2 separate regions of the Homo sapiens genome follow, and region 2 is linked to region 1. Evidence: read pairs that join two places in POLR2A ChIA-PET (ENCODE). Cell type or tissue: PC-9. All regions are shown on one strand. Each heading gives the region's core, and the rest is flanking DNA. Links, peaks and the distances in the headings are about the cores only.

The links. Peaks named below come from ENCODE experiments on the same cell type or tissue, not always from the same donor. Only the 100,000 strongest peaks of a DNase experiment are listed, where the experiment ranks them.
Region 2: POLR2A ChIA-PET joins it to region 1 with 8 read pairs; 2 of 35 experiments call an interaction of 5 or more read pairs at or near these places.

What each region holds. Positions count from the first base shown.
Region 1 is chr5:96,712,212-96,719,363 of GRCh38, forward strand. All of the region lies in intron 3 of CAST (calpastatin), which reads left to right. LOC107986363 (a long non-coding RNA gene) reads left to right here. Exons shown (of 2, transcript XR_001742454.2): 1 at 1-262; 2 at 2,430-4,228. Among named protein-coding and RNA genes, the nearest start is that of CAST, 53 kb to the left of the region's middle. In PC-9, for the core only: no CTCF peak of the experiment used is centred there; a DNase peak (open chromatin) is centred at 2,860; H3K27ac peaks cover 1,920 bases.
Region 2 is chr5:96,842,338-96,849,489 of GRCh38, forward strand. It overlaps a transcript of ERAP1 not described here. Among named protein-coding and RNA genes, the nearest start is that of ERAP2, 31 kb to the right of the region's middle. In PC-9, for the core only: no CTCF peak of the experiment used is centred there; no DNase peak of the experiment used is centred there.

The DNA of each region.
Region 1 (7,152 bases), core at 977-5,976:
GCATGGAGCAGTTTAGAAATTTGCTCAAGGTCACACAATTTAGCAGAGCTGAGATTCAAACTCAAGTGGCCTGGCTCCAAAGCCATTCTTCTAACCATGACACAACTTTTTTTCTTTTCTTTTCTTTTTTGAAACAGGCTCTTGGGGTCTTGCTCTGTCACTTGGGCTGGAGTGCAGTGGTGCAATCACGGGCCACTGCAGCCTTTATGTCCAGGCTCAAGTGGTCTTCCCATCTCAGCCTCCTGAGGGCCTGGGACCACAGGTGTGTGCTACCATACTTGGCTAATTTGATTCTTTTGTAGAGATGGGGTCTCACTATGCTGCCCAGGCTGGTCTCTAACTCCTGGGCTCAATCAATCCTCCCACCTGAGCCTCCCAAAGTGCTGGGATTATAGGCATGAGCCACTGTGCCCAGCGACCATCTCTTTAATATTTGCAAAGATTGATACAACACTGCCTCTTTAATATTTGCAAAATTAAACTTGCTGTCAGTATACATTTGTGAATTTGTTCTTCTTAGGTGGTTTCCAGAATAACATTTTATTTCACTCCCCATTTTCATGTTGGTTATTTGACAATCAGCTTGGATAAGAGAACCTTGTTACAGTTCTCATGACGTTGGCTTTTTAATTAAGAATATTCTTCAGTGAAAGGTGGGCTGGCTGCCAGGCCCATCTCTCAGTCCTCATGTTTGGCTCTGTCTTAAGATATCCTCATATGTTCCTCCCTACTTTGTGTTAGAGACATTTTGAGTCTCTCATTTCTGTGGAGATTGAGGCTTGCAGTTGGTTTTGCAGCGTAAGTGCACATAAAAGTTCTCATGTTTTTCTTGCTCTCTGTTCAGTTTACACCTAAGGAATGAATGCACTATGGAAGTAGAAAGGCTTTCTGGATGATTGTTCAGCAGACCTCAGAATTTCTCTTTTTTTTTTTTTTTTTGAGATGGAGGCTTGCTCTGTCACCCAGCTGGAGTGCAGTGGTGCAATCTTGGCTCATTGCAACCTCTGCCTCCTGAGTTCAAGTGATTCTCTTGTCTCAGCCTTCTGAGTAGCTGGGACTACAGGCACGTGCCACCATGCCCAGCTAACTTTCTGTATTTTTAGTAGAGACGGAGTTTCACTGTGTTAGCCAGGATGGTCACGATCTCCTGACCTGGTGATCCACCCACCTCAGCCTCCCGAAGTGCTGGGATTGCAGGTGTGAGCCACCGTGCCTGGCCAGAATTTCTCATTCTTATACCATAATCATATCATCAATAACCATATATGCTTTAGATGAGCTCATAATCTGTCAGGGTTGTTACAGGTATATGCTCTTGCTACCAAGATTCCTCTTCATTTGACTGGAACATGGACCTAAAGCAACCATGCATTTGAATCCAAAGAAAATGCCACAATGTAAAATAATGTTGCAGGTTCTTTCCTTTGAGGAAGATAAGCAAGATTAATGTGAAATGTGTAACTTCTCAAATTAGTGCTCAGGCTGGGCATGGTGGCTCACACCTGTAATCCCAGCACTTCGGGGAGGCTGAGGTGGGTGGATCACCTGAGGTCAGGAGTTTGAGACCAGCCTGACCAATATGGTGAAACCCCATCTCTACTAAAAATACAAAAATTAGCTGGGTGTGGTGGTGCACACCTGTAGTCCCAGCTACTTGGGAGGCTGAGACCGGAGAATTGCTTGAACCCAGGTGGCGGAGGTTACAGTGAGCCAAGGTCATGCTACTGCACTCCAGCTAGGTGACAGAGCAATACTCTGTCCAAAAAAACAAAAAAAACACAGTGGTCAGCACAGAATTACTCTGTCATTCTGAGGCCAAGCAAAGAAACTTTCGAGGCTGTTGGCATTCATAAAATAATAAAAATCACTGCTGTCTATTGATGTACCATGTGCCAGGCACCAAATCATGCACTTTATATACATACCCTCATTTAATCCTCACTGCTAGCTTATGAAGTAGGTATCTTTTTTTATATACATTAAATGAATTTAAAAACCTCACATTTGGAAGGATTAAGCAGCCTGCCTGTAGTTGTGCAACCAGAATTAGGCCTCAGGTCTATGGGACTCCAGAGCTCATGCTCTTAACCTCTGTGTTTCCCAATTGAACATCTGTCCTTAAGCACATTATTTAATGCCCTTCACTAAAGTATAGCATATAATATTAGAACTGCAGAACTACAGGATTCTCAAGGCCAACAGTTTTTACAAATAAAGAAAAGGTGCGCAAGAAAGATTAAGAGCTCCAAGTCACATGGCTAGTCAAGTACAGTCTTCCTCATGGCTCCTGTAGTGCCTGTTAACAGAAATTGTTTGATTCACAGGCTTATGTAAATCCTCACCTGTGAAACCTTCTCTAGGGGAGGGACAAGAAGCAGAAAGTAGGCTGCATTTTCTGGACCTGACTTCCCTGTTTTGCTTTATCTTAGGCAGCCAGAGATTAGACATATTTGGAATTATTTCATGCATCAAGAGAAGCAACTGGAATCCCTAGAGACATGAATACAACTTCAGGAAAGAAATCTGCTTTTCTATTCTTTGATGACTGACCTAGGCTGTGTGGCTAGCTCTTCTCCTTACTTACAAAATTATTATCCCATAAAAAAGCACTGGAAAACTAGAGTTTGGAAAGCAATGAAAATGAAGCAGTTGCCTCGTAGAACTGGAAGCTCAACTTCATGCCTTAAATGTGGATTTTTTTTTCTAAGTTCTTGGGGTGGTCCGGTATCAGAGCTCATAATCAGACCCTCAGAGAATATGGCCAGTATCCTTCTAGCTTGGATTTAGATCACAGATCAGCTGTGACTATTGTCACAGTTGCTAGGCAACGTTTGTATGTTTATTTCGAGGCCTACCCACATGTTGCATCAGAGGCCAAAGCTCATGTGCTCTGCACTCCTCAGAACAAGTAGAGCTCTTTATTTTTAACTAAACTGTTTCCTTGTAATGTATTTTATGAATGTACAGCCTACTCTGCCAAGCTGTAGTTATCTTCAGTTTCTCCCTAGTAGTCCCAATTCTCTAAATTTTTGCATTCAACTTCATCTAACCTGTTGCATTCTGGACTGAATATCTCTGGTACTTTCCTACCCCTAAGTCTTGTGCAAGCTGTTTTGCTCACCTAGAATGCCTGCCTGATCCAGCCTCTATCTACACATTTTGTAAAATCAAGATATTTTGTTTTAATATTTGATATGAGGGCAGTCAACTTGTTACAGCAAAAAGTTCATGGACATTATTGTCATATCTGTGTTCAAATTCAGGCTCTGCCCCTTCTTAACTGTGTAATCTTAGATAAGTTATTTAACTTCTCTAAGCATCACTTTTCTCATTGATAAAATGCAGATAATGTTTACCTATCAAGATTTATGAAGATATATTGAAATGAGATACATAGAGCACCTGTCACAGCTCCTGGTATTTGGAAGATTCTATAAGTCCCCACCTCCCTGTAGATGACACTACAATAAGCATCCAATAAATAGTCCCTGCCTTGTCTATGAAGCCTTTCCTAACCATCTTCCAAACCAGCACCTCAGAAATAGTCTCCCTCTTCTGACCGCCTGTAGCATTGTATTGTACCTAAGATCTTATCACAGTCAAACTTGTCAAATACTATGTTCTGAGATACAAGTTGGCACTGTAACTAGATCTGCTAGCACAACACCATATTCTGCCCAAAAGAGATGGCTGAACTTCATTCATAGATGATCCATTGTTTATCTTTCATCAGAATCACACTTTCAGTTATCATAAACACTATACCTTGTTAGATGACTCTATTGCAGGTCTCTTTAAAAGCACCATTATTATACTTAATAATTAAAGGGATTGTAAGAATGTATGTCATGGTGTGACAGCTTGGCAAACAACAGACATCTGAATATTCATTTCCTGAAGTGAATAATCCATCATTACAGAAAGAAAAATGGAAGCCTGTATTCAATAGACCTATAAAAGGTGTTTAAAGAATGTCCATGTCTTTCTTAGAAAAGCCCCTTGTGAGCAGCCTTGTTTTGTTGCGGTTGTCTTACAGGAAGCAGCTCAGGGTTTTGCGTATATGTGTTTTATTTTTAAGTTGTACAACTCCTGGTTGATGACAGTCATAACGTAAATGACCTAAAGTTTAAATTGCGTTATTCTAATCAGTTTTCTGACCTCTGCTGTCAACAGAATTTCTGACGATCAAATAATAAAACTCAGACAATATTGGTTTTGTGCCATAAAATAATACTCTTGTGTTTATTCATGTACAAATTCATGCATTTATCTCAGATACTTGTTAAGCAACTACTATGTTAAGGCTCCGGGGATGGGGATGGGGATGGGTGGCAACTCAAACAGGCCTGGCCCCTGCCTTCATGGAGTTCACATTTGGCTGTTTTATAAATGTTGTGAGGAAAGGATTTTTTTTCACCCATGATTGCCTTTATTTCAATATTTGAGATGTGTTATTAAATAAGAATCTGATCATGGCTCAGGTCAAATTATTTGTTTTTCTCTTGTACATCTAGCAGAGCTGTTTGTAAAAGTTAAAAATTAGTTATTGATTTGTCAGATTTTTTAATTTAGAAAATGTTTTGTATTTGTTTTGCGGTTTGCCTAAATTGCTCTAACATTTGGTATCTAATTTGACTCTCACAGTAACCCTGTAGGGTGCATGGTATTGCCATGATAAGAAACTAGATGCTCAGCAGGCTTAATTGACCTCCCATGGAGTCCCGGCCACTTAGCAGCCATCCAAATGGAAACTTAAGTCTTCTGATTTATTAAGTGTGTTCTTGATTCCAGCTTAAAAAAAACTTAAAGTATTAAAACTGTATCTTATTCTGTGTTTAAATGAGACTAACTGACAGCTAGAAAATGGAAACAAAAATGTGAATCAACTGTGATTTTTGAGCCCCTCTCTGCTACTGTATAGGCACTGTGGGGAGTAGAAATGACCTCTGCCTCTTGATAAATTTATAGCTTCATCGATAAGACATAATGTACACTTAGAAAGGAACTCAGTAACCCTCCAACACAGAATGCATGGTTCAGTGTTAAAGTGAGAAATATCAACACAAGAGTTGAGAAGATAATAAGAGCTAAAGCAGATGCAAATAGTGTATCTTGAGCTAAATCTTCAAGGGCAGGGAAGATGGGACTTGGGCAGGGAAGAGGCTTCTAGGCAGGGGGAATGGCAAGTTGCAAGGCTCAGAAGTGGAAGGGAGTGTGATGGTGATAGTGATAACAATAACTGCCATTTGCCCAGCACTTATCACTTGCCAAGCAGTTATTGGTTCACATGCATTAACTTATCCTTAAAACGGCTATCAAAACAATTCAACCAGAGAAGAATTGTTACTATTTCAATTTTACATATGAGGAAACTGAGGCAGAGAGGTTAAGCAACTTGCTCAAGGTTGCATGTGCATTAAATGGCAGCTGGATTCCACCATGGTCTTGAGACCAGAATCCACTCTAACCCTTTTAACCTGTGTGTTATGCTGCCTGATGTGGTGCTCGTGAGATGGTAAGGACACCTTCATGGTTAGAGGGGAGACTCAATATGGGGTCATGATGAGAGAGGTCAAATAATGGAGAATCTAAAAATCAGGCAGAAGGCATTAAACTTTGTCTAGGACTTATTGATATTTCATCAGTGCGGAAACATGGTAGACATTTATTTTAGAAAGATTAGTCAGCCCTAGACAGAAAGGATTGAGAGACAAATAAGGGTAAGGATGGCAACTATTAGATGGAAACTATTAAAAGGGGGTTTCTATCCAGGTATGGGTGATAGGTGATTAGACCTGGAGTAGGGTAGCAGTAGAAATGAGAAGGATGTAATGGTGATAAGGACTGGAACTGGCACTGAATCAACAGGTGAGTCAAGGCCAGGTGATTTCCTGAGAGCAGCTTCATGGTATTACCCCCATTTTACAGATGAGGAAATACGGAGGCTCCAAGAGGTTAATTTGGGCTAATAAGCATTGGAGCAGGGATTTCAGCCTATATCTATCTTTCTTGGCTTCCTCTCTTTAAGGTAAAATAATGCAGTCTGGTCATATAGTAGAGTTGCTGATAAGGTTTGAAGAATTGCTCCCAAAATAAGAGATGCTTAAAGTCATGGGGAGAAATCAACATTCAGAGGGAGCAATAATATCAGAGAAAAGGCAGAGACTGACTATTAAAGAACACTGGAGGGAGGGAGGAGGGTAAGGATTGAAAAACTACCTATCAGGTACTGTGCTTATCACCTGGGCGATGAAATAATCTGTCCACCAAACCCCCATGACACGCAGTTTACCTGTTTAACAAACTTACACATGTGCCCCTGAACCTAAAAGTTAAAAAAAAAAAGAATACAGAGAAGAATGGAGCAAGTGGAAGAGGCTTCCGGAAGAAAACAAGTTAGAGGTATAGGGAGGGAACCCAGGGCTCCTAAAGCCACAGCAGCCAACAAGGAGAGAACAGTCAGTGAATGACTCAAAGTGAAACTGCCAATGGATTGTCAAGTGGAGAAGGAGGGAACATGCACGCAGCCCAGTGTTCTTAGTAACCCTCAACAAACAAAGACAGATTCAGGTGTGTGAAGGGCAAGTAGTGTTGCAGGTGGGAGGATATGGGAGTGCTGCCAGTGATGGGGTGGAGAAGGGAAGGAAGGTCTGTCATGAGGAGAAAGAATTCTGACGCATCCGATGCCCCACTCTGTGCCAAGTTCCGAGCCAAGCCAGCTGCGGTCAAGGGGAGAGATCACGGGGAGGCTGAATGGCTGGAGGGGAGGCAGAGAGGATTCCTGTAATCCAGTGGGAGGTGCCTGGCAAGAGGCCAGGAGGACGTGAAGGGATTCTAATGTGTGGTAGACAAAGAAGTAAGGAGCTGAGGGAATGATTGTTCCATCAGCTACATGTAGTGGCGCAATGGATGAGCCCGCATCCTAGGAGCCCCCTTCCTCTGCCCCTGCTTCTATAGAAGCCCTTACCTTCCCATCCTGGCTCACTTGCCAGGACCTGCTGGGGAGCTCAGAACCCTCCCTACTCCCATCCAGTCTCACAAGACAGTTAAGTGAGCCTCCCACCTCAGCCTTCCAAGTAGCTGGGACTACAGGCGCGTGCCACCACACTCAGCTAATTTTTAAATTTTTTGTAGAGACAAGGTCTCACTACA
Region 2 (7,152 bases), core at 773-5,772, 130 kb after region 1:
TTTTAGTTCTTGAAGGAATCTCCACACTGTTTTCCGTGGCAGTTGTACTAGTTTACTTTCACACCAGCAGTGTAAAAGTGTTCTATTTTCACCACATCCATGCCAACATCTATCATCTTTTGATTTTTTTGATCATGGCCATTCTTGAAAAAGTAAGGTGGTATTGCATTGTGGTTTTGATTTGCATTTCTCTGATCATTAGTGATGTTGAGCATTTTTTCATATATTTGTTGGCCATCTGTACATCTTCTTTTGAGAATTGTCTATTCATGTTCTTTGCCCACTTTTTGATGGGATTATTTATATTTTCTTGCTGATTTGTTTGAGATTCTGGATACCAGTTCTTTTTCTGGTATATAGCATGCAAAAATTTTCTCCCACTCTGTGGGTTGTCTGTCTACTCTGCTGATTATTTCTTTTACTGTGCAGAAGCTTTTTAGTTTAATTAGGTCCCATCTATTTATTTTTGTTTTTGTTGCATTTGCTTTTGGGTTCTTGGACATTAATTCTTTGCCTAAGCCAATGTCTAGAAGGATTTTTTTTCCACTGTTATCTTCTAGAAATTTTATGATTTCAGGTCTTAGATTTAAGTCTTCAATCCATCTTGAGTTGAATTTTGTATAAGGCGAGGGGTGAGGATCCAGTTTCATTCTTCTACATTCCTTAATTGACTTGCCAGTTAAAGATAACATCTTAATGTTACCAGCGGAGGGTGTTCAGGTTCTTGGCAGCTTTGGACAAAGAATTGGACAAAACACACAAACAAAGCAAGGAAACAATGAAGCAACAAGAGCAGAGATTTATTGAAAATGAAAGTACACTCCACAGGGTAGGAGTAGGCCGGCACAAGCAGCTCAAACGCCTAGTTACAGAATTTTCTGGGGTTTAAATACCTTCTCGAGGTTTCCCACTGGTTATTTTGTGTACACCCTAAGTAAATGAAGTACCTGCAATCAGTCTGATTGGTTGCAGAAAGCAACCAATCAGAGGCTTAAGTGAAGTTACAAAGTTACACCCCATCCAAATGTCTTATTGGTTGCAGAAAGTGACCAATCAGAGGCAAAAGTGAAGTTACAAAGTTATACTCCTTTGCAAATGAAGACTTGGCCCATGACCAGCCTGATTGGTTGCAGGAGGGGACCAGAGGTACTTTCAGTTTTTCATCTGCCATGCACAGAAGTGGGGAGGTTGCAAAGGGAATAACCCTTTTGTTACTTGGGCGTGGAAAGTTGGGGTTTTCCTTTTGATTTAGTTCCAGGAATTCAGCTTGAATTGGCCTTAGGTTCCCTGCCTCAGACCCTGTTTCCCTGCCTCATTAACATATGTCCCTGAGTTGTTTTTCAGAAACTCAGACACCCACCAAATGGATCCACTGGCACATAAACCTCAGGTAAGGGAGAACTGAGGACTAAACTCTGACGGCCATTCGTTGTTCTAAATTTCTTCTTGAGGGGTCTGGAAGGAATCAAGTCCAAGAGCCAGAGGTAACATTCTTTTCTACTGACCCTAAATTTTTAAACCAAGCTTTTCTTTCTTAACTAATTGCAAATCACAAAATCTTTGAATCTACCTATGACCTATGAGCCCTCGCTTCAAGATAACCTTTTTATGCCAAACCATTGTATTATCTCCATGTGTTGATTCATGATTTTGCTTACCCTTGCCTTTAAAAACCCTTACTTGCAAGCCATCTAGAAGGTCAGGTCTTAAGCCTGAACTGCCTAATTCTCCTTGCTTGGCGCCCTACAAATAAACACCCTTCTTTCTCCCACTGCAAACCTTGGTGTGGATGTTTGGTCTCACTGTGCTAGGTGAGGGGGCCTCAGTTCATTTCAATAACACTGCTAATGTAATATAATTCAGTGATATGATGACTTCCAACTCTTCAACAATTGGTTCTCCCCAGTTGCTATGAGCAAGCTCCAGCACAGCAATCAAACTCTGTCACTTTAATGTCACCTCATCAGGTATAATTCAAATATACTTACTGCTCTGTTTCCTGCATTTCCCAGGGCTGAGTAGTGTAACTCTCTCTTAAATTCTCTGAGACAACCCCCACTGCCACCACCACTACCCATTTCCTTCCCAATAAGTTATTATTGTTATTTATTTATTTATTTTTTGCTTAAGCCAGTCACAACCAATTTTGATATGTGCAATTAAAAGAACCTAAAATAATATGGTCGCTCGTTAATGAATTAACATTTTACTTTGAGGAAGTTTATCAGTTACTTGCCCAAGCAAGTAATTTACAAGTCCTGAGAGAAATAGGAACGTATTTTAGAAGGCAGGACTGGTTTCAATTCCAGTGGGTGATCTCTGAGCAACCAGATGGTAGCTCCAGGGCATTGTGGTTTGTAGACAGACACTGAAAGCAAGTGGAAGAAAAGAGAATGCTAAAAACAAACCTTATCTTCAGTATTCTGCCCAGCATGGCTTCTGGCACTCTCCACCTCCTTTGGCGAGAATTGCTCAAACTTTTAAAAAGGGCTGTTGATCCAAATAATATGGAAGCTAGGGTTGTTTATTTCCAAGTGCTCATCATCTTAGATTCTTTAAAGAAGTTGAGGTATTGCCACTTTGAGGAGCAGAGAAGAGTCAGGAATAACAAATTGGGTGAGAAAAATTATGTCTGATTCCTCTTCTCAGATACATCAGGTTACTAAAGCATTGTGTTTTTCAAAGTTTTACAAAATTGCCTACAGAATGGTCTGTATGTTTAATACGATAAACTATGTATATTACTGGGGGGAAAACCAAGTTTTAGCGGTGATTATATTAATATATAATAGAGAGTTAAACTGGGAATAGAAAAATTGATTTAAAAAATAAGAATATCAGTATAAAATTACAATCATTTGTTCAAACTTCTCATTATTTGGGTTTAATTATGTTGCAACTTTTTTTTTTCCTTTGAGACAGCGTCTCCCTCTGTCACCCAGGCTGGAGTGCAGTGGCACAATCTCAGCCCACTGTAACCTCCACCTTCCAGGTTCAAGTGATTCTCATGCTTCACTCTCCTGAGTAGCTGGGATTACAGGTGCACACCATCATGCCCGGCTAATTTTTGTATTTTTAGTAGAGACAAGGTTTCACCATGTTGGCTAGGCTGGTGTTGAACTCCTGGCCTCAAGTGATCTGCCCACCTTGGCCTCGCAAAGTGCTGGAATTATAGGTGGGGATCCACACTGCCTGGCTGCAACTTATTAATTATATGTATATAAGTAAATATTTTACACATAAAATTGGTTCTTTTGTTTGACTAATTTATCTTCATATTAATTAGTCTGAATAATTTAAGCTATATTTGCCTATTCAAACTTTTAAAAATTATCAGAAGTACTGCTCATATTCTGCAATTTCCTGTATGATCTTGAGATACTCACTCCTTCTGGTCCTCTATTTCCTCAATAGAAAATGACAATTAGATTAGATATCTCTAAGACCTAGTCTAGCTCTAACACTCTGTGAATCTATACACACCTTCACATGCAAACTTTTGTATATGTTCTGAGAAAAGAAGGAGAGAAATTATACAAGTACATGATTTTAAACCTTTGGATTTTTTTTTGAAGATCATATGTGAAAAAAATGTTCTTGGTAGTACTAGTCCAGCATACAATAGGGCATAATTTAATCCCTAGAGGACACAGTTATTGATAAATATTAGAGGATAAGATAGTAAGGTAATAGAAGGGTCACCCACAGATGCTTGTATCAATGTCCTAATTCAGTCGTAAAAAACAGAACCCAAAGGAGATCTCCAGGAACCTTGTAGGTCCTTAAAGTTGCCCCATGATTGTAATGTATTCTCCTAGTTTAGCAGTTCTTAAATGTCAGTGTTTTTAGAATCAACTGGGGAACTTGGTATAAACAGAGGCCCATGATCTATCCTACCCACCAACCTGGTCCTCTGCATTGCTTTATTTGATGGTAATACACATCAAAGTTTGAGAGCCACTGCACTGGTCTATTTACTCTTTCATTCTTTCTGACCAGTAGGTCTGAAAGTTTTCTGCACATTAGAATCAACTGGGGAGCTTCTTAAAAAATAATCCTGATTCCCTAGCCCACATTCCATAACAATTGAATCAGAAGCTCTAAAAAAGAAAGCCAGGTATTAGTACTTTTTGTAGCTGCTGAGGGGATTTCAATGTTCTGCCAAGTTTGAGAACTAGTGTTTTCTTCCAGTGCTTCTTAAACTTGCATATGAATTTCCTGGCAATCTTGTTAATGTGTAGATTCCAGTAGGTCTGAGATAGGGCATGAGTTCCTGCATTTCTAATAAGCACCCAGGACATGCTGTTGCTGCTGGTCTGGGGATCACATATGAGTATTAAAGTCCTGAACAACAATTTTATATCTCTTTCCCAACCCCCCTCCCAGCATTTTCTCCACCATCCATTCAACCAAAAGATGCAAAAAAGTATAAACTCAGAAATGGAGAAGCCATGGTAAAAAAAATGAATGATTTCTCTGAAGAGTGCTGCTGATGATGTAAAGAAATTTAAAACTGGAACAAATTGTGAACTGAAGGTTCTATTTGGATGCTGTAATCAACTGGTCATTGGAATGGCATAAAAGAGTGTCCAGGAAAATGCCATTTAAAAGTTGAGTACAGGGCCGGGTGCGGTGGTTCATACCTGTAATCCTAGCTTTGGGAGGCTGAGATGGATGGATTGCCTGAGCTCAAGAGTTTGAGACCAGCCTGACCAACATGTTGAAACCCCATCTCTACTAAAATACAAAAAAAAAAAAAAAATAGCTGGACGTGGCTGCGTGCACCTGTAATCCCAGCTACTTGGGAGGCTGAGGCAGGAGAATCGCTTGAACCCGGGAGGCGGAAGTTACAGTGAGCTGAGATCATGCCATTGCACTCCAGCCTAGGTGACAGAGCAAGACTCCATCTCAAAAAAAAAAAAAAAAAAAGTTGAGTACAAATGAGACAAATACAGCTTTCAAAACTTGTTTGCCAAAATATGTAAAGCAAACATTATGAGATCTGAAGGGAGACATGGATGGCAGCACAATACTAGTAGAGGATTTTAATATCCCACTCCCAACACAATGGAAAGATCATTCAGACAGAAAATCAATTAGGAAACATTGGATTTGAATAACACTTTAGATCAAACAGGTCTAACATATATATACAGAACACTCCATCCAACAGCAACAGAATACACATACTTCTCAAGTGCACATAAAACATTTCCCAAGATAGGTCATGTTAAACCACAATCTGGCATAATAAATTCAAAAAGATAGAACTCATATTGAGTATCTTTTCAGACTGCAGTGGTATGAAACTAGAAATCCATAGCAGGAGGAATCATAGGAAGGTCGCAATTATGTGGAAATTAAACAGTAGACTCCCGAAAAACTATTGGGTCAAAGAAGAAATTAAAAGGGAAATGAAAAGATATCTTAAGATAAGCAAAAATGGAAACAAAACATTCTGAAACTTATGTGACAGCAAAAGCAATTCTAACAGAGAAGTTTATAGCATTAAATGCCAACACCAAAGAGTAAATCTCAAATAAACAATCTGATGTTGTACCTCAGCAAACTAGAAAAAGAAGAACAAATTAAATCCAGAGTTAGTACAAGGAAGGAAATAACAAAGATTACAGCAGAAATAAATAAATGAAATAGAGACTAGAAAAACAAAAAAAAAATCAGCAAAACCAAGAGCTTGTTTTTTTGTTTTGCTTTGTTTTTGTCTTTTTGAGACAGAGTCTTACTCTTTTGCCCAGGCTGGAGTGCAGTGGTGCTGTCTCAGCTCACTGCAACCTCTGCCTCCCAGGTTCAAGTGATTCTCCTGCCTCAGCCTCCAGAGCAGCTGGAACTACAGGTGTGCACTACCACACCTGTCTAATTTTGTTTTATTTTTAGTAGAGATGGGATTTCACCATGTTGGCCAGGCTGGTCTCAAGCTCCTGACCTCAAGTGATCTGCTGGCCTCAGCCTCCCAAAGTACTGGGATTACAGGCATGAGCCACCATACCCTGCCGAGAGTTTGTTTTCTGAAAAGCCAAACAAACTGATAAACTCTTAGCTGGACTTAAGAAAGAGAAGACTCAAATAAATAAAAAATCAAAAATGAAAGATGTGGCATTACAACAGAGGACACAGAAATACAAAGAATCATAAGAGACTAATATGAACAATTGTACACCAACAAATTGAATAACCTAGAAGGAATGAATTCCTAAAAACATGTAACCTACCAAAACTCCATCATGAAGAAATAAAATATCTGAATAGACCAATAGTGAGTTACAATATTAAATCAGTAATTGAAAAGTTTCCCATCAAAGAAAGACCTAGGACGAGATGGCTTCATGGCTGAATTCTATGAAACATGTAAAGAAGAACTAATACCACTCCTTCTCAAACTCTTCCAAAGAATTTAAAAGGAGGAAATACTTACAAACTGTTTTTATGAGGCCAGCATTACCCTGATATTGAAGCCAGACAAGGACACTGCAAGAAAAAAAAAAGCTACAAATATTTTTAATGAACATAGATGCAAAAATTTTTAATAAAATACTATCAAACTTATTGAACAGTACATTAAAAGTATTCACCATAATCAAGTGAGATTTTTCCCTGGGATGCAAGAGTGGTTCAACATATGCAAATCATAAATGTAATTGATCATATTAACAGAATGAAGGACAAAATCCATATCACCATCACAATAGATGCAAAAAAAGCATTTGACAAAATTCAACATCTTTTCATGATGAAAACTCTCAATAATATAGGCATCAAAGAAATTCTCCTCAACACAATAAAGGGCATATATGACAAACCCAGAGCTAACATGATACTCAAAAATGGAAGGTTTTTCCTCTAAGATAAGGAACAAGACAAGAATGCCTACTTTCACCACTTTTATTTAACATAGTACTGGAAGTCCTAGCCAGAACAATTAGACAAGAAAAAGAAATAAAAGGCATCCAAATATGAAACAATTAAATGAAGTAGTCTGTTTGCTGATGACATGATCTTATATGTAGAAAACCCTAAAACTCCACTAAAAAACTGTTAGAACTAATAAACAAATTGAGTAAAGTAGCAGGTCACAAAAGCAACATACAAAAATCACTAGCATTTCCATACACTAACAATGAAGTATCTGGAAAA